3 separate regions of the Mus musculus genome follow, and all the other regions are linked to region 1. Evidence: chromatin loops called from intact Hi-C (ENCODE). Cell type or tissue: left cerebral cortex. All regions are shown on one strand.

The links. Hi-C counts contacts between places; a loop is a spot of excess contacts. Peaks named below come from ENCODE experiments on the same cell type or tissue, not always from the same donor. Only the 100,000 strongest peaks of a DNase experiment are listed, where the experiment ranks them.
Region 2: a loop joins it to region 1, with 9 times the contacts of the local background. A loop is called at or near these places in 6 of 42 quality-filtered maps.
Region 3: it touches region 1 in a loop (3-fold over the local background); 8 of 42 quality-filtered maps call a loop at or near these places.

Annotation. Positions count from the first base shown.
Region 1 is chr2:121,951,147-121,959,146 of GRCm38, reverse strand. Mageb3 (melanoma antigen, family B, 3) reads left to right here and starts at 3,055. Exons shown (of 1, transcript NM_008545.2): 1 at 3,055-5,376. The coding sequence starts at 3,928. The coding sequence ends at 4,920. It overlaps Ctdspl2 (CTD (carboxy-terminal domain, RNA polymerase II, polypeptide A) small phosphatase like 2), which reads right to left and starts at 3,146. Exons shown (of 13, transcript NM_212450.4): 1 at 2,530-3,146. In left cerebral cortex, CTCF peaks have their summits at 259 and 3,184; DNase peaks (open chromatin) are centred at 2,755, 3,109 and 3,787; H3K4me3 peaks cover 2,383 bases; H3K27ac peaks cover 1,745 bases.
Region 2 is chr2:121,863,000-121,870,999 of GRCm38, reverse strand. It overlaps Golm2 (golgi membrane protein 2), which reads right to left and starts at 4,030. Exons shown (of 10, transcript NM_001205369.1): 1 at 3,469-4,030. The coding sequence starts at 3,795. In left cerebral cortex, no CTCF peak of the experiment used is centred here; DNase peaks (open chromatin) are centred at 3,660, 4,138, 4,641, 4,822 and 3 more places; H3K4me3 peaks cover 3,130 bases; H3K27ac peaks cover 2,022 bases.
Region 3 is chr2:122,026,162-122,034,161 of GRCm38, reverse strand. Eif3j1 (eukaryotic translation initiation factor 3, subunit J1) reads right to left here and starts at 5,582. Exons shown (of 8, transcript NM_144545.4): 1 at 5,438-5,582; 2 at 5,251-5,354. The coding sequence starts at 5,489. In left cerebral cortex, a CTCF peak has its summit at 4,686; DNase peaks (open chromatin) are centred at 5,015, 5,640 and 5,762; H3K4me3 peaks cover 2,314 bases; H3K27ac peaks cover 1,566 bases.

The DNA of each region.
Region 1 (8,000 bases):
TTCTCTGCTTCCACCTCCCTGAGGTAAGTTACAGCAGGAACCACCAGAACCAGCTCATCTGGCGATGGGGATTTAGCAACCCAGGGTTTCCTGAATGCCAGGCAAGCACTTTACCACTGCACTACATATCCAGACAGATTTTGCTCAAATCATCCTACAAAGAAACCATCTGATCAAATACAACCTTGGAATAGGCTAGATTAATCTGGAAAAGATAAAACTTTATCAATCATCAATTTTCTTTTTTTTTTTTAAAGATTTTATTTATTATTAAAGTAAGTACACTGTAGCTATCTTCAGACACACCAGAAGAGGGAGTCAGATCTTGTTACGGATGGTTGTGAGCCACCATGTGGTTGCTGGGATTTGAACTCTGGACCTTCGGAAGAGCAGTCGGGTGCTCTTACCCACTGAGCCATCTCACCAGCCCCCAATCATCAATTTTCTAACAGCAGGGGAAAAATAGCACCACTAGTTCAAATGAAATGTCTGTAAGGCACCAGCACTATGCACAACTGAATGTTCTAAAATATACCTATCCTATTTAGTATTCCTACACAATCCTATTATTGCAATACAACTATAGCACACATGAGAAAAAGACTAGATAGCACTTGGCAGTTTTCACATCCTTTCAAATCATGCATAGGAGACTATTAGGAATATAGGGACTGGCCTGGCTGTGGTGGCGCTTGCCTTTAATCCCAGGCCTCTGGAGATAGAGGCAGGTTGGATTTCTGTGAGTTCAAGGCCACCTTGATCTACAAAGTGAGTTCCAGTACAGAGCTGTGACACACACACACACACAAAATCATGTCTCACAAAACAAAAATTAAACAAAAAAAGAATATAGGGTCTAGTTGAATGTAGTACAATACTGATTCTGCTACCTATAAACTAAATTTTATCAAAAAACCTACCCCTAAAACATTGTTAAAACACAGAGAAAGCCTGCACCAGACATAATTTATCCCAATTCTTCTGAGTAACATAATTGGTCCCATTTTAAAATGAAATGACTCAACAAGGACTCAGGCTGTCTAAACTTTCACTCCCCAAACCCCGAAATCAAGCAGCAGTGAGGAAAGAGCAGTGAGGCCCAGGTCACTCCTAAATCTACTTCATATAAGAGCTATGTTTACCTTGACTTTCTTTATGACCTTGGGCTAAGTCTTTCAAATAAAAACTATAATGTTTGCATGTGCCTGCTTATTACTGAAATTTAATCCTAACATGTGAACAGCAAGTGAAGTACTTTAGGCTGCACCTATGAAGCAGAAGGCTACTGAGTGAGAAACATTAACTAATATGTAATATAAGCCATGTTTTAATCTTCCGTTTTATTCCAGGGGAGAAAACACCTATAATGCCCCAAACTCGACATGACCAAACCATTGAAAAAAAATTGAGAAACTCTATTAAAAAAAGAAAAATCAAAACAAAAGCCAGTAAAAACTAGCTTCCACATGCCATGTCACTGCTTTTATAGAGATAATTGCTGGACCACAAACACAAATGTGTAGCTTGGCATTTCATGAATCAAAGTAACAGGCAATCTACAATCTAAAACATGTAGATAAGCCTATCATTTCAAGGCACTAATTTGTATATGGATGTAACCGTAATCTTGGTATTGTCTTAGTAGCATGAGAAAGATAACACTCCCTGCCTTGCCTTGGAGTAGCATCTAAGAATACTCATGTCAGGAGCTTAGGGTAGTTTCCTGGCAGTATCTCAGTAGGTTTCTCCGAGGTACTCTGAGAGTGCCTAACGTCATTCACACATCCAGCTACCACTAGGGCGAGAAGTAAATAAACACTATTTATTTATGCAATTATTTATCACAGAATCCTGGTCAAGAACGCAAAGGTAAACTCATACGGACTTACCCAACGTAAACAACATGCTAAATAGAATTAAGATTCACCCTTAACTAACCACTACGGAAATCAGAGGCCTCCTACACACGCTGGTTTTTACTACCACACTTGACTTTAAAAAGTAGTAATGTCAACTCAACATTTTAGCAGTACAGAAAACGACAGAAGCTCCAAGAACCTCTTTCCAGATTCTCAAAGGATGTCTGTAAGAGCTCAAGTAGAGAGAGCAACGCCCCCCTAATGCACCCTACAAGAATGAAATACCAAAAACATTACGTGGGCCCACAAGAAGGTTCGAAAAGGCAATCTAACTTAATTAGCTATCGGGTCCACGGGGTCAGAGACTGGGAACGTGAGATGGGGTTGGGGGTGGGTAGCAAAGTGAAATCTAACCCCAGAAATCACAACACAGGCCGCAGCCTAAGAGCTGAAGCTGGCGGGAAGTGAGCTCCCTGGCCGTTCCCTGGGGAAAGTCCAAGCCAGAGCAGCTTCCACGACAGTGGACGTACAAGGCGCCAACAGTGCATGCCTACGGACGTTGCTGGAACCGCTGAGGGCTCGGCTAGAGAAGGGGAGGAGATCCCGGCAGACGGCCCTGAGAGAGGACTGAGCTTCGGAGCAACGGCAGCGTCTGGACCAAGGGAATTACCTTCACTGTGACGACAGAAAAGTGTCTTCGGGCTCCGGCGATGGTCCCGACTGCGCAATAGGTGGTGTCTTTCCCGCTTATCCCTCAGCAGCAACAGAACCAGCTCCTTCAGCCAGTCGCCATTTCCCGCCTACCGACCTGCTGCACCGCACGGACAGGGACCCGGATGGAAAGCGGCCTCCCTGCGCAGGCGCTCTGGCTCCCTCCTCCCCCGCCCGCCCCGATCCGGAGAGGCGGGAGGGAAGGAATGCGGGAGGCCTGGGCGGCAGCGGGGGAGGGGAAACCAACTTTTACTACCGTGAAGAGGCTGAAGTTTCTGCCGCCTTAGGGAACTCACCAGAGCGAATTCCTGACCAAAAGAAAAACAAGAAACAACAACAACAAAAAACAATGAAAAAAAAATGAGCTTAGGGCCCGAGGAGTTAGACTGGACTCAGCCTCCGATGGGGCTCGGAGCGTGGGGGACGTTTGTACTTCGGGGGCCTCCGTAGCGGGCTGCGGGGTGGTCGCAGGGGGAGTAGGGAGGAAAGCGTTAGCAGCGGAGGCGGGGACGCCGGGGGCGGTTTTCCCTCCCGCCGCTAACGGAACCGCCTAGAGCCGGGCGACAAGGAGAGCGCGCCCTGGCCTGGGAGGCGGGGTTTAAGAACGCGCCGCGCACCCAGCGGCCAGGGTTAGCGACTAGGCGGCGGTGGGTGGAGCCGGCGGGAAGGGGCGGTGCTAACGGCTTGGCGCGCTGGAGCGGGAGCCAGTGCCTTGCGCTCCCGATGGCCAGACCCAGCCTGGTCCCGGTGCTTTCGGAGGTTCGCGGAGTGTCCCCGAGGTTCTCTTCCTAGGTCACTTTGCTAGCGGGAGCCCCTGTTGCCCTTGGACCTATGAAGGAGACTCTTAACCCTTCCCTTCCTCGCGATGTGGGCAGTGATCCTGTACGCTTAAAACTCGAGTCTTTCAAATGGGTTTTCACACACGACTGTGGGCTCCATCTAGAATCTGGATGATTCTTAATCTTCTTGATGCTGAAACGCTTTTAATAGAGTTCCTCATGTATGATGACCCCACCAACCATAAAATTATCTTTGTTGTTACTTCATGGCTGTAATTTTGCTAGTGTCATGAATCGGAATGCAAATATGTTTTCCCATGATCTTATTCAACCTGTGGTTTGACCTCTTAAGGGTTGCAACCCACAAGTTGAGAAACACTGGTCTAGATAGCACTTTTGACTGAAATTCCAAGCTGATCTCATTATTCTATAAGAAATGCTGATTGAGACAGGAGAGGCTTGGACGCCAGTCTGAAGAGAACAATCCTAGGGTTTGCAGAAAAGAGCTTGATCCACGAGTTCGGAAGTCCTGATTCCTGCCTGTCAGCTCTTCTACTTCAGTCCTGAGCACAGTCAACATGCCTAGGGGTCAAAAGAGTAAGAGCCGCTCCCGTGCTAAACGACAGCAGTCACGCAGGGAGGTTCAAGTAGTTCAGCCCACTGCAGAGGAAGCAGGGTCTTCTCCTGTTGACCTGAGTGCTGGGTCCAGCTTCCCTGGTGGTTCTGCTCCTCAGGGTGTGAAAAACCCTGGATCTTTTGGTGCAGGTGTATCCTGCACAGGCTCTGGTATAGGTGGTAGAAATGCTACTGTCCTGCCTGATACAAAAAGTTCAGATGGCACCCAGGCAGGGACTTCCATTCAGCACACACTGAAAGATCCTATCATGAGGAAGGCTAGTGTGCTGATAGAATTCCTGCTAGATAAATTTAAGATGAAAGAAGCAGTTACAAGAAGTGAAATGCTGGCAGTAGTTAACAAGAAGTATAAGGAGCAATTCCCTGAGATCCTCAGGAGAACTTCTGCACGCCTAGAATTGGTCTTTGGTCTTGAGTTGAAGGAAATTGATCCCAGCACTCATTCCTATTTGCTGGTGGGCAAACTGGGTCTTTCCACTGAGGGAAGTTTGAGTAGTAACTGGGGGTTGCCTAGGACAGGTCTCCTAATGTCTGTCCTAGGTGTGATCTTCATGAAGGGTAACCGTGCCACTGAGCAAGAGGTCTGGCAATTTCTGCATGGAGTGGGGGTATATGCTGGGAAGAAGCACTTGATCTTTGGCGAGCCTGAGGAGTTTATAAGAGATGTAGTGCAGGAAAATTACCTGGAGTACCGCCAGGTACCTGGCAGTGATCCCCCAAGCTATGAGTTCCTGTGGGGACCCAGAGCCCATGCTGAAACAACCAAGATGAAAGTCCTGAAAGTTTTAGCTAAAGTCAATGGCACAGTCCCTAGTGCCTTCCCTAATCTCTACCAGTTGGCTCTTAGAGATCAGGCAGGAGGGGTGCCAAGAAGTAGAGTTCAAGGCAAGGGTGTTCATTCCAAGGCCCCATCCCAAAAGTCCTCTAATGTGTAGTTGAGTCTGTTCTGTTGTGTTTGAAAAACAGTCAGGGTCCTAATCAGTAGAGAGTTCATAGCCTACCAGAACCAGCATGCATCCATTCTTGGCCTGTTATACATTAGTAGAATGGAGGCTATTTTTGTTACTTTTCTAATGTTTGTTTAACTAAACAGTGCTTTGTGCCATGCTTTTTGTTAACTGCATACAGAAGTAACTGTCACTTGTCAGGTTAGGACTTGTTTTGTTATTTGCAACAAACTGGAAAACATTAGTTTTTACTAAAACATTGTGTAACATTGCATTGGAGAAGGGATTGTCATGGCAATGTGATATCATACAGTGGTGAAACAACAGTGAAGTGGGAAAGTTTATATTGTTAGTTTTGAAAATTTTATGAGTGTGATTGCTGTATACTTTTTTCTTTTTTGTATAATGCTAAGTGAAATAAAGTTGGATTTGATGACTTTACTCAAAAAAAAATGCTGATTGAAAACGTGCCGTTTTTAAAAGGATATAACTGAATTAGGAAAAATAGCCACTGCGTTCCCAGTTGACACTCCACCAAAGAAGACAGGGGTAAGACTGCATTATAGACGTGAAGTAATACGCGTAGTAGGATAGCATGTGATTATGCCAGCGACGGGGTCTGGGGAGTTTTCATAAGACTTCCCTAAGTGAGACATAGATGGGGAGTTGATTTTGTAAAAGTGTTCTTACAAAAAGGAAACAAAGGAAAATCCCAAGACAGAATCATGTTGAGCCACTATCTGTAGAAAAAGAGGGAGGGGGGATGGCCAGATAATAGCAGGTGAGGCAGAAAGGTAGACGTAGAAGCGTAGAGTGCTCTTGTAAATATTGTTTCTCCTTCAAATGTGGTGCAGGTGGGTTGTCAAGATCCTGTCAGAGCTGAGTCCTTTTGCCATTTAAATCTTACCAGCACAAAATTGGTTTCAGACTGGGCATGGTGATCATAAGGCTCAGGATTACCGAGGCAGGGGATTGAAACGTTCCAAACAGCCTAGGCTGTGCAACAAGAACCTGGCTCCAAAAGAAAAGACAAAAAGAAAGGGTAAAGAAATCTTGGAATAAAACAATGAGAGCCGATGGTATACCGAGCACAGAACAAATTGAGAGTCCATATAATCATAGGTTTCTGAAAGGCTAACTGAAAATAAAAAGTTATCTAGTGCGTATAATGGAAAGTTATAGAAGTAAACCCAGAAATTACAAAATGTTTTTGCAATTTATGAACTTTCTCCTTTTTCAGTGTTTTTTTTTTTTTTTTTTGGTTCTGTTTTGGGGTTTTGGAAGGGGGTGTTTTTTTGGTTTGAGGCAATGTTTTGTTTCCAAGACTGGCCTCAAACTCACTACAAATACAAGACTGCCTCCAGCCTCACCTTCCAAGTGCTGGATTACCCTCAAAACCCATTTCCACCAAAGAAGACTAAATGTGTGCTGTTCACCTAATCACTTCTTTATTCTCTGGGCTACTTCTACTACCTCCACACCCTCATTAGCAAAGTGAATTAAGTCTAAATATGAATTTCACTTTTAAAATATAGGTGTTGCATCCCATACCCTAGAATAAAGGACACACCTAAAGGCTGTTAGATGAGATTATTCATTGGCAATCTCATTCAAATGAGATTATAAGGTACTCAGCAAGGTGCTGGTCTTCTTAATGTGGTAGTTGTAAATGTCACTAAGCTTTATGTCCAAGCTTGGGGGCAGATGCCTTTAATCCCAGTATTCAGGAGGCAGAAAGAATATATCTGTGAGTTTGAGGCCAGCCCGGTGTACATAGCTCCAGGACAGCTCTGACACAGGGAGACCCTATGTCAAGAAAAAAAAAACAAAAACAAAAAACCCAGTGTAAGATTTTAGATTAAAGCCGGGCGTGGTGGCGCACGCCTTTAATCCCAGCACTCAGGAGGCAGAGGCAGGCGGATTTCTGAGTTCAAGGCCAGCCTGGTCTACAAAGTGAGCTCCAGGACAGCCAGGGCTATACAGAGAAACCCTGTCTCGAAAAACCAAAAACCAAAACAAAACAAAAAAATATTTTAGATTAAAAGTCTAAAATTGTTTGGTTTTGTTTTTTTCCAGACAGGGTTTCTCTGTGTAGCCCTGGCTGTCCTACAATCCCCTGGGCGTGCACCGCCACTGCCCAACCAAGTCTAAAATTGTTAACTCTGACCTATTTGGGAGGCTGAGAAAGAGTTCAAGACCATGTTGGAGGGAAGATGTAAAAGTAATTGATTCGCCTGCTGTAATTGTCATCTCTGACTGAGGCTTACTGCCCCAGTCTGCTAACCTAGGCCTAGACCTGGAAGCCTCTAGTCTCTGGACAACCTTATCTAGGCCTAGAATGAATGTTTTCAGCCTCTGAGATTTACTGCTGAATAAGCTCATTCTTTCTAGTTCTTCCCAAGTTTCTTCCAAGTTTCAGGCTAGTCAACTCAGCTGTTTGGGCTCAAATCTGATTCAATCTGGATTGTTTCTGAGCCTTTGAATTGCTCTGCTTAGCCTCATACTAACTTTGACAATATGTTCTAATTTTCTGGCTCCTTCTCATTGTCTGGCTTGTTCCATCTTTACCCATGCCTAGCCTTTTCTTTCTCTGCAACCTGCTTCTGTCCAACTGTTCTGGTAAATCTGCCTCCTCCCACTTTGTGCTGCTCCCTCTCATGTTGCCTCTTTCCTCTCCTCTGAGAGATGGGCAGATCCTGTTCTGTCAAATCTTTCTCTGATTCATCACTTTGTCTCCCACTCAACTAGACATCACTTTCAAACATGGGTCCTTTTTTTTTTTCCTTGTTTTTCGAGACAGGGTTTCTCTGTGTAGCCCTGGCTGTCCTGGAACTCACTCTGTAGACCAGGCTGGCCTCGAACTCAGAAATCCGCCTGCCTCTGCTCCGAAGTGCTGGGATTAAAGGCGTGTGCCACCACCGCCTGACGGGTCCTTTCTTCTACAAACTAACTTTATCTTCATTGTTTGGGAATTAAAGAAATGTACTAAGGGTGTGTCTGTATTCCAGCCAGAGGGATTAAAGGTGTATACTAAAGGCTGAGCCACACCACAACTAGAAGCAGTTTTC
Region 2 (8,000 bases), 88 kb after region 1:
CAGTGCATGAGACACAGTAACAGGCATCCAAGTTCAAGCTGGTTGAGGGCACACACACAAATACCAGCACTTGGAACCAGCCTTGGACACAGTGAGACTCCTGTCTACTATAGAAAGAAAAGGAAGGGCTGGAGAGATGGCTCAGCAGTTAAGAGCACTGGCTGTTCTTCCAGAGGTCTTGAGTTCAATTCCCAGCAGCCATCTGTAATAAGATCTGTAATAGAAGCCCTCCTCTGGTGTGTCTGCTGAACTCACATATATGAAAATAAATATATCTTAAAGAAAAAGAAAAATACAGTTTATGTAACAAACAGTCTTTTTGGTAGAAAGAAGAGAAAAAAAAGGACTACATTGTGTATATGATAGTAAACTGTACTACTCAAACTCATACGTTGAGGTTTCAACCTCAAGGATCTCAAAATACAGTTATATTTGGAGTTTAAAGCAGTGATTAAATAAGGCTATTAGTGTGGGGCTGTTGCAAAAATGCATCCCCAGGGGAATCCCAAGAAACATCTACCCCTGGGAAACCAATGAGTTTATTGGATTTCCTTATAGCACATAGGTAAAGGGCTACCTAGAAGGAATAAAAGCTTTCCCACAGCCACAGAATCAAAGCCCTTCACCAGTCTCTACACTCTAGTCCCTCCCTGCAACCCTGAACAATTAGTGCAGACTTGCATAGCATAGCTCGTATGCTGTGGCTGAACACACAGGAGAAGATTCTGTGACCTTGCTCATCACAAAAGCAGGGGAAGTAAACAGTGCAGCAAGCCCAGCAGGCACAAGTGAGTTCCTGAAGATACCATAACAAGTCATGTATAAGAGGGACCACAATCCAAAAAGGAGATGAGGCACTGGGATGCATCCATCAGGGAATACCATGACAAGATAGAGCAGCAAGAAGGCAGCCATCTGCAACCACGGGGAGAGGTCTCAGAGAAACCCAACCCTTTCCTGTACCTTGACCTGGAACTCCAAGCCTCCAGGTCTGTGGAGAAATAAAGTTTTATATCTCGTGTGTGGTATCTTGGATCTGTTATACCTGCCCTAGCAAACTAATATACACCTCCAAGTTAAAATCCTTTACAGACGGAATAAAATATAGTAAGTTTGAGAGAATCTAGAGAAATGGGTCTGATTTCTCACTTTCATGGACAGTGATGAGAACACTGTCTCTTGCTCTCATCCTGGAAATGACAGAACTGGCACAATGAACTGGAAGAAGGAAATATCACCTTTTTGGTTCCAGAACTGGGGTTCCTCTATCTATGTGGTGGCTTGAATAATAGCCCTAATAGGCTCATGTTTGAACACTTGGTCTCCAGTTGGTGGAACTGTTTGGGAAAGATTAGGAGGTGTGACCTTGTTAAAGGAGGTGTGTCACTGGGGGCAGGCTTTGAGGTTTCAAAGGAGTTACTTCATTCCCAGTGTTCTTCTATGACTTTTGCAAAGGACTTGGCTTCAATTTCCAGGACCCACATGGTGGCTCAAAACCACCTGTAACTCCAGTTCCAGGGGAATCCAAAACTTCTGGCCTCCTCAGGAACCAGATACTTATCTGTTGCACAAATTAAAAAAAACATGCAGACAAAACACCCATACATATAAAATAATAAAAATGTAAGCCACAAATAAAATGCTATCTTTTGTAAGTTGCCTTGGTCAGGGTGTTCCGCCATGGCAACAGAAAACTAAAATACTTAAGAGTTTTACAGGGTCGGGCTGGCGAGATGGCTCAGCAGGTAAGAGCACTCACTGACTGCTCTTCCCCAGGTCCTGAGTCCAAATCCCAGCAACCACATGGTGGCTCACAACCATCTATAATGAGATCTGACACCTCTTCTGGCATGGCTGAAGGCTGAAGACAGCTACAGTGCACTTATGTATAATAAATAATTTTTTAAAAAAAAAAGAGTTTTACAGGGTCAAAGTCCATCAGATGACAGAGAAAAGAAACAGTCGAGAGCTCACTTTTTGAGGCACAACCACAAGACAAAGAATGCTAGATCAAAACGGTCCATCTTGAAGATCTTATTTTAATACTCCAAGCTCTTACGGGTCTCTACCTACTGTATCCATGTTTTACAGTTCAGTGTATAGAAGGTACATCTGTCTGCTGATCTCTAGCCTTCTCAGAGGATGTGCATACTGTATAAAGAAGAAAAGGGAACAAGAAAACAACTGAGAGGCTCAGTTTTCGATAAGTAAGAAAGTAGAGGCCAATGAGGGTAGGAAGGTTGGAAGCTCATTAAAAATCTCATAGAACTTGAGTTCCATCCCCAGGACCTGCTTGGTAGAAGGAGAAATCTGACTGCTATCCTCTGACATCCACATGTGCATTAGGGTGAATACACACACAAATGAAATTCAATTTAAGGGTCGGCTCAGCAGCTAAAAGCACTTGCTGCCAAGACAGATAAACAGAAGTCAGCTCCACAGGATGGATGGAAAGAACTTGACTCCAGATCTCGGATCTCCACACATGTGTATGCACATGCACACACACACTAGATAAAGAAAGAAGAAATTTAATCTTAAAAGATTTAAGAGTGTAGAAAAGAAGTCATCTACTATAGTACCTATCTAGAAGTCTTCAGAATTCTGATATACCAACTGAAGTTGCCTAAGTTATAAACTGTCAATAAAATAGTGAAAACAGATCCTATTAAGTAGGACATGATCATAGTCCAGACTTAAGATTTTTAAATTTAAAATTTTGTATTTTCTATCTGCATTAAGCAGCAGCCCTAAGAGCTATTTAAGCACACACAATTTTATTTTCTTTCAAGAATTATAACGACAGACATAAGATTCTGTTCCTAAGAACTTATTTTTAGATTCTACCATTTCGGCTAATTTCATTAACAATTCAAATTGAGAAGATAATGGATTAACCGCACTCAAGTCACAAGTGTGGCTCATATACGGGTTCCTGACTCATCTATAACAACACTTTCAACACAAAATTCATTTTTTAAAAATCTACTTAGCAAAATACATCAATTTATAGAGATTTCTAAAAAGCCATACTGTTGACAAATACATGTTGAGCACCAGAAGGGAAGAAGGCCGCATTCTGAAATAAATTAATATTGATCAGTCTGCACAGGAGGTGGATGAGACAATGCCCATACATATACCTGGCAGCCTGTGTGCCGGGAACGAAGGCGGCCACACAGGCCAGATGATAACCACTGCCAGCTCAGCAGCTGAGCTTGGAGGAAAGGTGGTATCCACACATAGGCCACTCTAGAGAACCAGAACTTACAGTCTCTGCAAGCGAACAGAGAATGTGGCGCTGACACCGGGAAAGTCTGACAACAAACAGGGTTGCTGGGGGTCTGGGGAGCTTCCAGGGCTACCACGCTGACGGCATACAGCAATCGCCGGCGGGCGAATATTAATACCCCACCCAGAAGTGAAAAGAAAAAGTCTAGGAGGGCCGAGGAAAGGGCTCGACCTTACCTTGTCATCCTCGCATCTCTTCCCCAGGCCTTCCTTGGCCTGCAGCCGGCTGCTGAGGCGACCGTAATCGGCCTCCTTCTGGTCGATCTGCTTCTTATGCGTGTCCACCAAGAGCAAGAGGTCCGAATTGCGCTTCTCCAAGCGCCCGCGGGCCACCTCGGTGCGCTGGACCTGGCCCTGCAGCTCGGCCACCTCCTCCTGAAGCAGAACGTGGCGGGAGGAGATGCTCCAGTAGTTGAAGGCAAGGACGACGATGACTACCAGTAGCACCACCAGCACGAAGGACGGCAGGCGGCCGGCCCGCCGGTTGGCCCCGAAACCCACCATGAGGCCGGTGGCTCCGCCGCTGCCGCCGACACCTGCGGGCAGCGCCGGCCTGCTGTCTCAGCGGCCTCGGGACCCGGACCCCAAGGGACGGGCCGAGCCGCCAGAGCGCGGAGGGGGGCGGGGCGTCGCGGGTCCTCCCCGCCCCCTCTGCGCCCCCGCCGCGCCCCCTCCGAGAGTCGAAGGCCAGCGGGCTCCCGCCGCAGGGAAGCGGGAGAAGCCGGCGCTGGTACTCGCGACCCGATGCCTCAAGGCTGGGGGCGGGGACGCGAGCCGGAAGGGGGCGGGTTTCCTCGGTCCACGCCCACCGGCTGGGGCCGGGGCGCCCAGGGGGGCATTAGCTCGTTTCCGCCGACGCCCCCTCTTCTCGCGAGATAGTGGGCTTCTTCTCGTCCCCTTGCGGTCTTGTCTCGCGAGGGTTCTCTGGAGGCTGGGGCGCGGGGTCGGGGTCGCGCGGCGTACCTGGGTGGGTGTGCGTGGTGCTGTTACCTGGTGGTGTCCCCTGAGGCCAGGTTTAGGGAGGTCCTGCTATCAGCGGGCCCCTTGGCAGAGTGTCCTCTGTCAGGACCAATTCTGAGACTGCCACCAAGTAGGGAAGGCTCTAGGTAAGATGGGACCTGATGGGTGTCTAGCAAGGTTTTATGCTAGGTGTTGTTTGTGCCACCGAGGTGGAAAAAAACAAAAACAGTTGACATTAGCCCCCAGAATAGCGGTGCCCAGACAATACAGCAAGAGAAGCTAAGCTTGAGGATGCTCTGCGATTGAGATGTGTTAGCAGCCTGGTTTCCAAGGTTACTGCTGTCACGGACAGGAAGAATTCCAAAATGCGGTGCTCCTATTTTAAAACGCTCTGCTGCTTTTCCCTCGACTTAGCTGAGGAGAAAGCCCAGAAGCTGCCCTCGGTGAATGGCAGCTAATGCGCCGTTACTGACGGCTGACACATTCCGAATTAGCAATAGCAGCCCTTACAAGTTGTTTCTGCACGCCTAGTTTTACATCCCTCCTATCCCAACAACGCTTTACACAGGAGAAAGCCCGGAAACAAAGATGTGCGGAAACGTCAGAGTCCTGTATCTTCTGAACTGGGCTTAAAGCCAAGTAACAGAACTCGTAATACTGTTCCTCTCTCTGCTTTGTAGCAGGTGTTGTTCTACGTTTAGCGTCATGTTCAGTGCTACAGAGAATCCCCTGCTCGTTCCCTCTGCGTGCTGCTTGTGTAGTTGTTTAAACAAACAATAAAAAGTTACTGGTTTTCACCTGTGTAACCAGAGGATGGATTTGTAGTTATTTTTCAGACTCCGGGTCAAGAACACAAACTTAAGTGTTTATTCAAACCGGCCTATAGTTCTGAGACATGAAGATTTTACAACAGTGAAAAATTGTTCCATGTGTCCTGTGCATTTCAAAAATAAAGTTCATCTGCTTCCAAAAAAAAAAAAATACCTTCACAGAAGGATGTTTCTCTTTTTTATACTATACAAACAACAACAACGACATAAACGTACCAGAATTTACTAGCTGGTTTACATCAAAGTTGAAGATTAACTCTCTTCAATTACAGCATTTGGGGTGTTGAGGCAGAAGCTGGAAGCCAGCGTGTGCTGCATACAAAATTCTTGTCTTCAAAAGTTGAGCTCTGACTTCAGGAGCTCTGAGAAGTCATCTCCACTCTCAGATATCAACCAAGCAGCTTTGGCAAAAGGAAGCCAGGTCAAAAAGGAATTTAAAGTAATTATTACATTTGCTTATTGGAGTGGGGCATGCATGCCATGGCACATGAGCGGAGGCCAGAAGACAACTTGCAAGAGCAGGTTTCCTTCTCCCATGTGGGTTATCCAGCCTGGCAAGTACCCGTTCCCACTGAGCCCTCTCACAGGCTCCCAAACTGGAAATCTTAACCATTTATCCTACTAATGTATTATCTCAGTCAGTAGTTGAAAAATCCATTAAATGGTATTAACTTTCTAAAATGTTATTCTTCCCAAGGACGTTGTATTTTAAAACAGGATTCTGACAGATGTACCTCTTACAAAACACAAGCACAAACTTTTTGTTAACAAGGGCTTTAAAGCCCTATTTGACCATTAGGGCTTTAAAGGTTTATATTTATAGGTTGCCACATAACTTTTCTAGAGTTATATGCTAGAGATTGCAGAGCTGAGACTTGAAAGCCTCTTTTCCTCTCCTTCTGGAGATTACACACACAGACACACAGACACACACACAATTACCTCCTCAACCTATCCCCTTATTAAGGTCTAATCTAGAAATCTGAAAGAGCGTGTAAGTGCATCCATATAGCCAGTTATGAGTGAGGGATTAACCACATAAAGGCAAAGACCAGTTCTTTAAGCCAGGTGAGCAAGATGAGCCCCAACAGTGGAAAATGCTGACTGCGTGTGTCCTCCATGGGATATGAGCCACCACTGCCCAGCTTCAGAGTTGATTTCTTAAAAACTGTCTTTAGCCGGGTGTGGTGACACATGCCTTTAATCCCAGCACTTGGGAGGCAGAGGCAGGCGGATCTCTGAGTTCGAGGCCAGCCTGGTCTACAGAGTGAGTTCCAGGACAGCCAGGGCTACACAGAGAAACCCTGTCTCGAAAACCAAAAAATAAAATAAAATAAATAGAAGTCAACTCTGACAGCCCTAGTGGTGTGTGCTGAAGCGGTGATCCAGTGATTAAGAACTCTTGCTTCTCTTGATAAAAAACTGAGTTCAGATCTCACTATTCACTTTATGGCTCATAACCATCCTTAACTCTGGTTCCAGGAGATCTGATGCCCCATTTTGATCTCTGCAGGCACAAGGCATGCATATAGTATAAATACAGGCAAAAAAAGAAAAGAAAAGAGAAAAAAAGGAAAAAAAGAAAACAGAAATAACTCTAAAACTATTTTAAAAAAAAAAAGAAGAAGAAGTCAATTCTTCTAGCACTTGGGAGGCAAAGACAGCAGATCTTTGAGTTTGAGGCTAGCCTGGTCTACAGAGTAAGTTCCAAGACAGCCAGGGCTATACAGAGAAACCCTGTCTTGAAAAACCAAACAAACAAACAAACAAACAAACAAAGTCAAATACTATCTTTTGGGATATTTTTAGAATTGTCAAGTATAGATGCTTATATTTTTATATGACTAGAAACAAAGGCTATGGGCATATATCCAGAAGATGTTCCAACTAGTAAGAAAGAAACATGCTCCACTATGTTCATAGCAGCCTTATTTATAATAGCCAGAAGCTGGAAAGAACCCAAATGCAACAGAGGAATGGATACAGAAAATGTGGTACATTTACACAATGGAGTACTACTCAGCTATTAAAAAGAATGAATTTATGAAATTCCTAGGCAAATGGTTGGACCTGGAGGACATTATCCTGAGTGAGGTAACCCAATCACAAAAGAACTCAAATGATATGTACTCACTGATAAGTGGATATTAGCCCAGAAACTTAGAATACCCAAGATATAGTTACAATTTGCAAAACACATGAAACTCAAGAAGAACAAAGACCAAAGTGTGGACACTTTGCCCCTTCTTAGAATTGGGAACAAAACACCCATGGAAGGAGTTAAAGAGACAAAGTTTGGAGCTGAGACAAAATGATGGACCATCTAGAGACTGCCATATCCAGGGATCCATCCCATAATCAACCTCCAAACGCTGACAACATTGCATACACTAGCAAGATTTTGCTGAAAGGACCCTGATATAGCTGTCTCTTGTGAGACTACGCCGGGGCCTAGCAAACACATAAGTGGATGCTCACAGTCAGCTATTGGATGGATCACAGGGCCCCCAATGGAGGAGCTAGAGAAAATACCCAAGGAGCTAAAGGGATCTGCAACCCTATAGGTGGAACAACATTATGAACTAACCAGTACCCCGGAGCTCTTGACTCTAGCTGCATATGTATCAAAAGATGGCCTAGTCGGCCATCACTGGAAAGAGAGGCCCATTGGACTTGCAAACTTTATATGCCCCAGTACAGGGGAACACCAGGGCCAAAAAGTGGGAGTGGAGGGGTAGGGGAGTGGGGGGGAGGGTATGGGGGACTTTTGGGATAGCATTGGAAATGTAAATGAGGAAAATACCTAATTTAAAAAAAAATCTGTATTTAACTTAACTCATAGGTAATAAAATATATTCAAAAAAAAAAAGAAACACAGGCTAGTCATAGATAATCTTTTAAGAATTAGTAGGGGGAATA
Region 3 (8,000 bases), 75 kb before region 1:
TAATTATTTCAGTAAATTCTACACTAGGGCTGGAAAGATGGCTCAGTGGTTTAAAGCACTTATTGCTCTTGTAGAAAACCTGGCTCACAAGTCTAACTCCAGTTCCATAGCATCTGATGCCTTCTTCTAACTTCCATGAACACCAGGCACACACATGGTGCACGTACGCACATGCAGACAAAATATAAAATTAATATTTAAAAGCCCCAACCAAACACTAAACAAGTAACTAATTTATTTGCAATGGCCCAGTGCAACAAATAGAATAAGTAAATGTTTTTCAATAAAAAGCATACTTGAGCCGGGTGTGGTGGCAGCACTCCAGAGGCAGAGACAGGTGGATTTCTGAGTTTGAGGCCAGCCTGGTCTACAAAGTGAGTTCCGGGAAAGCCAGGGCTATAGAGAGAAACCCTGTCTCGAAAAAGCCAAAAAATAAAAATTTTTAAAAATTGGAAGGCTGAAGCCAGAAGATCCAAATTGGAAGGAAATCCTACCCCAAAAGTAGAATATAAAAAGACAAACACACACATACACACAAAAAGACAAACAAAAATCAAATTAAATATAGATCCTATTCCTCAGAAGTGCTAATACTTGAAAAAAGATGTCCTTATTCTGGAGGATTTGTATTATTAATTTGGACAGATCCTTAAAGTAAATGAGTAAGACTTGACTGCTCAGTGCATAGCTTTTACCTGGGACAGTTCTCTGAGACCTTGTGTAATAAATTCTACAAGGCAACTAGAGAAACACACAGCTGAGGGCTGGAGATGTAGTTTAGTTGGTGGCTTGCCCTGAGTTCTATCCTGAAGGAGGCATAAACTAGGAGTAGTTGTACATGCCTTCAATCCTAGTACTCAAATGTCTGTAGGCAAGGTCCCAGAATTCAGCTGGCTGAGAGTGAGGCCAGCCTTGGGCCACATGAGATCCTGCCTGAAATAACTAAACATAAAAAAAACAAACAAAAACAAAATAAAAAATGCCAGAGACAGCTGAACACAGTCAGAAGTTTCCTCTGTACATCTTTCGAATAATAAACCCAATCTGTAACCTGTTCAACTGAAATGGACGTAGGGAATCTAGTAAAATGACTTTAAAGCTGCATTGCCCGTGCTTTCAGTAGGTACTCATCCTTTCAGTAGGTACTGCATCTACATCCTGCACATTACTCTAGTCATATATATATACACACATACATACACACATATATATATTCATATATATATATATATTCATATACACACACACACACAAAGCAAACATTTCTTCCTGCTACCTCTGCATATCAGGATAGTAAGAAAAAGTCTAAGTAAATACTAAGTAAAAATAAGATGTACACTCCTTACTTCCCCCAAAAAAAAAAAGTATGTCTGCCTACCTGTGGATATGCATGTGCGTGTGACAGCAGGTCTACAAGGACAGAGATACCAGATGCCTGGAGCTAAAGCCACAGACAGCTGTGATGTAAATGCTAGGAATCTGACTCTGGTCCTCTTGAAGAGAACACTGCTCTTAGGCCATCTCTCTAGCCACTAGGTTTTACCTTTATACTGGGAAAAAGTCTGTCCTCCTCCATGAATATTAAGAGGTCTATAGCTTATGTCCATTTTTGTCACTGCAAGACAGCTACTGAACAACCAGAAAGGTAAAATACTAAAAAGGACCGTCAACTAGAGTGAGTAACTAAGATAGACACTGTAAGTGGCATTAAACTGGTAATTTATAAAGATCAAGCACTTGACCCCACATTAAAAGAACACTTCCGCCGGGCGTGGTGGCGCACGCCTTTAATCCCAGCACTCGGGAGGCAGAGGCAGGCAGATTTCTGAGTTCGAGGCCAGCCTGGTCTACAAAGTGAGTTCCAGGACAGCCAGGGCTATACAGAGAAACTCTTGTCTCGAAAAAAAAAAAAAAAAAAAAAAAAAAAAACACTTCCTACAGTTTTGCCATAGAACTCTTGCTCTACCGGCCAAGTTGGTCTTAACCTCTTGAACTCAGGGGACTCTTCCGACTTCCTCACTTCCTGAACTACACTTGCCATTCACCAATCTTGTTTTTTTAATTCACATACTGAATTGTTTAAGAACTACGATTATTTGACTTCATGAAAACAAATAAGTCTTGCATACTACCACAAAATGATTAAATGCTAAAACACCAAAATTCAATAGTTTGTAATATAACTCACTGCTATGCAAGGTGACAAATTTCAATTCTAACAAACTTCTGAATGGGCAAATTTGTTTGATAACCATGATCTTCCAATAAAAACACAAAATTCATAGTAAATAGACACTAGAAGAAATATGATCCTTCTGGCCTTAGGAAATGATAAAGTGTGGCATAAAATAAACCTCAGATATTAGATTTTAGCAGTCAAAATATTTCCATTAGGATAAAAGAAGGAAGACATCAATGAAAATTAGTATTTCCTGAATATCTACCAAGTGCTAGGAAGCCCTGCTAATGCTCATTTAAAACACAAAGTAGGAGCTGGGCGGTGGTGGCATGCCTTTAATCCCAGCACCTGAGAGGCAGAGGCAGGTGGATTTCTGAGTTCGAGGCCAGCCTAGTCTACAAAGTGAGTTCCAGGACAGCCAGGGCTACACAGAGAAACCCTGTCTCAAAAAAAAAAAAAACCACAAAGTAGGGCTGGCAGGATAGCTCAGTGGGTGAGATCAATCACTGACTACTCTTCCAAAGGTTCTGAGTTCAAATCCCAGCAACCACATGGTGGCTCACAACTACCTGTAATGAGATCTAACGCCCTCTTCTAGTGTATCAGAAGACAGCTACAGTGTACTTATTTATAATAATAAATCTTTGGGCCAGAGCAAGCAGGGACTCTCACTCTTACTCTGAGGCGAGTAAGGTCCTACAAAAAATTCAATCCCCAATAACCACATGAAGGCTCACAACCATCTGCACAGCTACAGTGTGCTTATGTACATAAAATAAATAAACAAATCTTAAAAAAAAAAGTGATTCTGATGTTGGTGTACTCTTTTAATCCCAGCACTCACGAGGCAGAGCCAGGCAGACTTCTGTGAAGTTCAAAGCCAGCCTGGTTGACACAGTGAGACCCAGTCTCTAAACAAAACATGCAAAAAACAACAAAAAAAGTATGTAATGCAAGTCTCATTACAATTACTTACATATTGAGAAAGAGTAACTAGAAAATGCCAAGGTAACATAATCCAGTTTGTTTCTAAAACCCAGGAGTCAAAAACTATTTTTATATACTGTATCATGAGACAGAAATAAAGCAAAATTTTAACACTACAACAGGATGGACAAAATCAGCTTCCAATCTGCAACATCAACTTCAAACATTATGTATGAGACTGGTTATGTCAGCCGGTGCACTCCCTTAATCCCAGCACTCGGGAGGCAGAGGCAGGCGGATTTCTGAGTTTGAGGCCAGCCTGGTCTACAGAGTGAGTTCCAGGACAGCCAGGGCTACACAGAAAAACCCTGTCTTGAAAAATACCAAAAAAAAAGACTGGTTATGTATACGAAAGTAAGTCTGCACTGAAAGAGTGAGTGGATACGTGGATTTTACAAGTAACTCACCTCTAAGTCTCCCCAAAGTTAGCTCTTACACTTATCAACTTACAGTGGTTCTCACTGTGGGTCTCCAACAACCCTTTCAGAGCTCAGATATCCTGCATCAGATATTTACAATTCATAATAGCAGCAAAATTAGTTATAAAGTAGCAAAAAATAACTTTATGCTTGGGAGAGGTCACCACAACATGTTAAATACAAGCTAAAAGTTCACAGCACCAGGAAGGTCCACAACCACTGTTAAGTGATACGAATTATAAACATCAGGAATGACACCATTTACATTCCATAACCCCAGGTAGATACTACATGGCATCATTACTGAAAGCTTTAAACAACCTTTTGGCATTTATTCCCGCCTCCTTTACTTTCCCCCCACTGTCCCCTGTTTTGTTTTAAACTTACTCCCATCTCTTGACTTTTTTTTTTTCCCAAGACTTATTTATTATTACATATAAGTACACTGTAGGAGGGCATCAGATTTCATTACAGATGGGTGGCTAGTGGTTACTGGGATTTGAACTCAGGACCTTCAGAAGAGCAGTCAGTGCTCTTAATCGCTGAGCCATCTCTCCAGCCCAACTTTAACTTCTTTAACTTTATAAGATGTCCTAACTTCTACTTCCTAGGAAAAGTGAAAAGTCAAAACTGAAAATCTGCCGTGATAGGATAATATAAGGTCGGTAACAAACCATGCCCAAGTGTATACATACAATAGATAAAGAAAGCACGTAAGTAGCCAGTCAACAGCACTATTATTAACTTCATTATTAACTTCAATGTACACAAAGATCACTTCATTCCTCAAATTCAGGCTGTCTGGTAAAGTAGACATACACTTCAGCAAAGTTCAGAGTAAAAATGAAAAATCCAAACAGTATATCTAAAGCTGTAAGATGAGCCCGTGAGAGTTTTTAAGAACAATAAAGGTGAATAGGACTCGAATTTACAATACAAAAAAAAAAAAAAACAAACAAACCACTGGCCCCTGGTCTACCACAACCACCAACTCTTTGGGGTTTTTTTCTAAGCCTGTCTGTCCCTGTGTAGATGAATAACTGTTAGCTCTGTTTTTCAGAGTTCACAGTTCTGTCCACTAACCCGATGGTTATCTCAGTGCTCTCAGTTCATCCTTCTTACCACAGGGTGGGGGAAGGGAGAGCTAAAAGTTGTTTTACTACTCCAATTCTAGTTTAGAAAATTCAATGTATTTTCTCCATCTAATCGCTCAAACGAGCTACCGGCCTTCACAATCATACCTAAGTTACTGACACATGGGAGAGCCGAACTAGGAAAAGCGGATCCACGACTTTCCATATGGGACAAACACTGAAACCGAGTTCCCGATCTGTTCGCCTAGTTTCGGTGAGAGGTTCTGGACTGCGAAGATAGCACGTGGGCCGACCGGACTGCTGCTGTCACTTCTCGTCTCCAGTTAGGTTCCAGGCCAGAGAGCCGACCCTCGGTGAAGGGCTGGGGCCCAGGCGGTCACCACCCTCCGCAGAGTCCGGCCGGACAAGCTGCCGCCTTGCTGCCCACATGGCCGTCCAGCCGAGGGAACCTCCGGGCCGAAGCTCACGCGGGACCCACGGCCCGCAGGCCCGGGCGGCGCCCCGGGGGCCCGATCTCCCCGCCCGCAGCCGGCGCCCACGGGCGTAGCCTGGCTCCCGGGCCCGAACCTACCTTCACGTCCTCGTCCTCGTCCTCGCCTTCCCAGCGGTCCCCGCCGGCCGTGCCGCCGCCCGCGACCTTCCGCACCGGGTCCTCCATAGAGAACGTGTCCGCGTCTACGGAAGAGAGCGAGTCGCGTTAGTACCCGCGTGGGAGCGGGGCCGCCACAGCCCGCATTTGGGCCGGAACTTCTGCTCACCCCAAGAGTCTGAGTCCCCCGCCGCCGCTGCCGCCGCCGCCGCCGCCGCCATCTCGAACCGGGGGTGAGCGTGTGCGATGGGAAGAGCTGCGAAGAGTTAGCGCGGCAGAGGTGAGTCACTGGGCTGGCTCTCGTTGGCCCGCGCAGGGCAGGCTGGGACAGTGGCTGACTGGGCGCCCGGCAGAGGCTCCGCCCCACGGGCGACGCGCGCGGCAGGGGCGGGGCGGGCGGGGTGGGGCGACGCTGGGCTGGGAGACGCGGACCAGCCTGGTCCCCCCAAGCCACACCCCTCACCCCCTCATCCCCCACCCCCCGCGAGAAGAGAAAGGAAGTGCGCACGCGTGAGTCGGGCGGTGCTCGGCTAGCGAGTGGGTCTTCTAGTGCTGGCTGATCGTGAGCCGGCAGCAGGCGAGCAGCGAGGAGGAAGTGGACAGGGCAGATATCCCGTGGCCTCCTAGCATTCGGGCACGGAGATGGAAGTATACTCCAAGTCTCCCTGGTTCTCCCTTCCGGTGATCACCCGAAGTCCTGCACGGTGATTGTTTTGGCGAAAACATTTCGGAGTTCCGTGGTCCGTCCCAGGCTTATTCTAGTTTGTCCTCAACACAGTAGCAAAATAGTTATGTAAACAGATTTCGACACAGTGCAGTGGCTGCAACAAAAAGAAGCATTATGAGGTTAGATGTTAAAAAGGTAGCATTAACGACGACGGAAGTTTCAGTTTTCTGCCCGCGGTAGGCACTGGTGAAGCTGGAGTTTGAGAAACCAAGTGACTTGTGCTCCGGTGCATTTCTGGTAGAGAGAAGGCTTGTGGTGCTCATCTGAGTGCATTCTAACAGGTAAACTGATAAAAAGAACCTAAAAGGAGCAAAATTCTCTCCCCCTTGGCACAGGGCTTCCCAGTAAGGACATTAAGAAGGAAGGAGCTAGTTTAGATATTGTCTGATTTTCCAATATATTCATTGTTTTTAAAGTTTTTTGTTTTGTTTTGCTTTGTTTTTAAGACAAGTTTCTCTCTGTAGCCTGGGCTGTCCTGGAACTCGCTCTGTGAACCAGGCTGGCTCCCAGGTGCTGGGATTAAAGGCATGAGCTTAGGTTTTAAGTCTTTAAAAAAAACAGACACACATCAGCCATTCTTAGTACTTTCCGTTTCTTGTGTATTTTTCGTCTACAAGTAAACATTTTATAAGGTGGTCTTTCAAGAAATGTTCTACCGCAATTTTTTTGTGTTTGTTTGTTTGTTTGTTTGTTTTCGAGACAGGATTTCTCTGTGTAGCCCTGGCTGTCCTGGAACTCACTCAGTAGACCAAGCTGGCCTCAAACTCAGAAATCAGCCTGCCTCTGCCTCCCGAGAGCTGGGATTAAAGGCGTGCGCCACCACGCTCAGCTGTTCGACAGCATTATTAAAATGAGAGATGACGCTCTATAAAAGAAAGCATCCGCCCAGCGTGGTGGCACACGTGGTGGCCAGCCTGGTCTACAGAGTGCCAGGACAGCCAGGGCTACACAGAGAAGTCCTGTCTCAAAAAACCAAAAAAAAAAAAAAAAAAAATCCATTTATGATTTTACAAAGTACCTAGTACATAAGTATAGGATAAAACCAAGAGCCTCTGCCTTCCTTGCATTACCACTGAGCTATGCGATTTCCAACTCGAATGAATTAATTCTGCAAGGATAACTCAAGCCCAAATTAAGCCAGTGACAATGGAGAGGAAGGAACCAGTCTGAAAACTATTTTAAGGTCAAAGGCAACAGAATGGCTAATTCTATTTATCAGCTTGACTAGACTGTGGTACCTATGTCCCCTAGCTTTTAGTCAAATACCAGTCTAATCGCTGTGAATGTTAGATGTGACTAATGTTTAAATCAATAAATTGAGTAAAGCATTGTAATACATGTTGATCCAGTCGTGAATCCAAATTAAGACAAGACCCTAGGAAGGAAGACTTATGCATCCAGGATCTGTCCCAACCTGTCTGAATAAATAGTAAATAACATTGCTTCCTTCCAGATAAAATATCTTTAATGACTTTGTTTTTAGAAAAACCTCAACTTTTTAGCCTGGGGATGTAACATAGTTGGCAGACTGTTTGCCCAACATGCACAAGGCCATAAATTCAATCCTTAGCACCATATAAATGATACATGCACACAATGTAACCCCACACACTCAGGAGGTGGAGGCAGGAGGATGGAAAAGGAAAGCCATACTCAACTCCATAGGAAGTCTGAGGGCAGCCTGGGTTATATGTGACCCTGTCCCCAAATGAAAGTTCAGCGTCTTTTCCTGGTCAATAAGACCTTGCATAGGCTGTCCTACTTCAGACATATGCTGGTCTCTTTTTCTTCATCTTTTTCTCCCTCTGCCATTTCTCCTACCCTCTGATTGCCCCACCCCCACCTCCCTTATTCCCTTCATTGCTGAGGCTACTTCTAGGAGCTTTAGAGTCAATATTTCTGACTGTGGTGCTCTTCCCACACTCCCCATGGATCGCTTCTCCTCTTTCACATTAAAGCCAAATGTCCCCTTTGCAGGAGTCCCTTCTGTGGGCTTGACATGTAG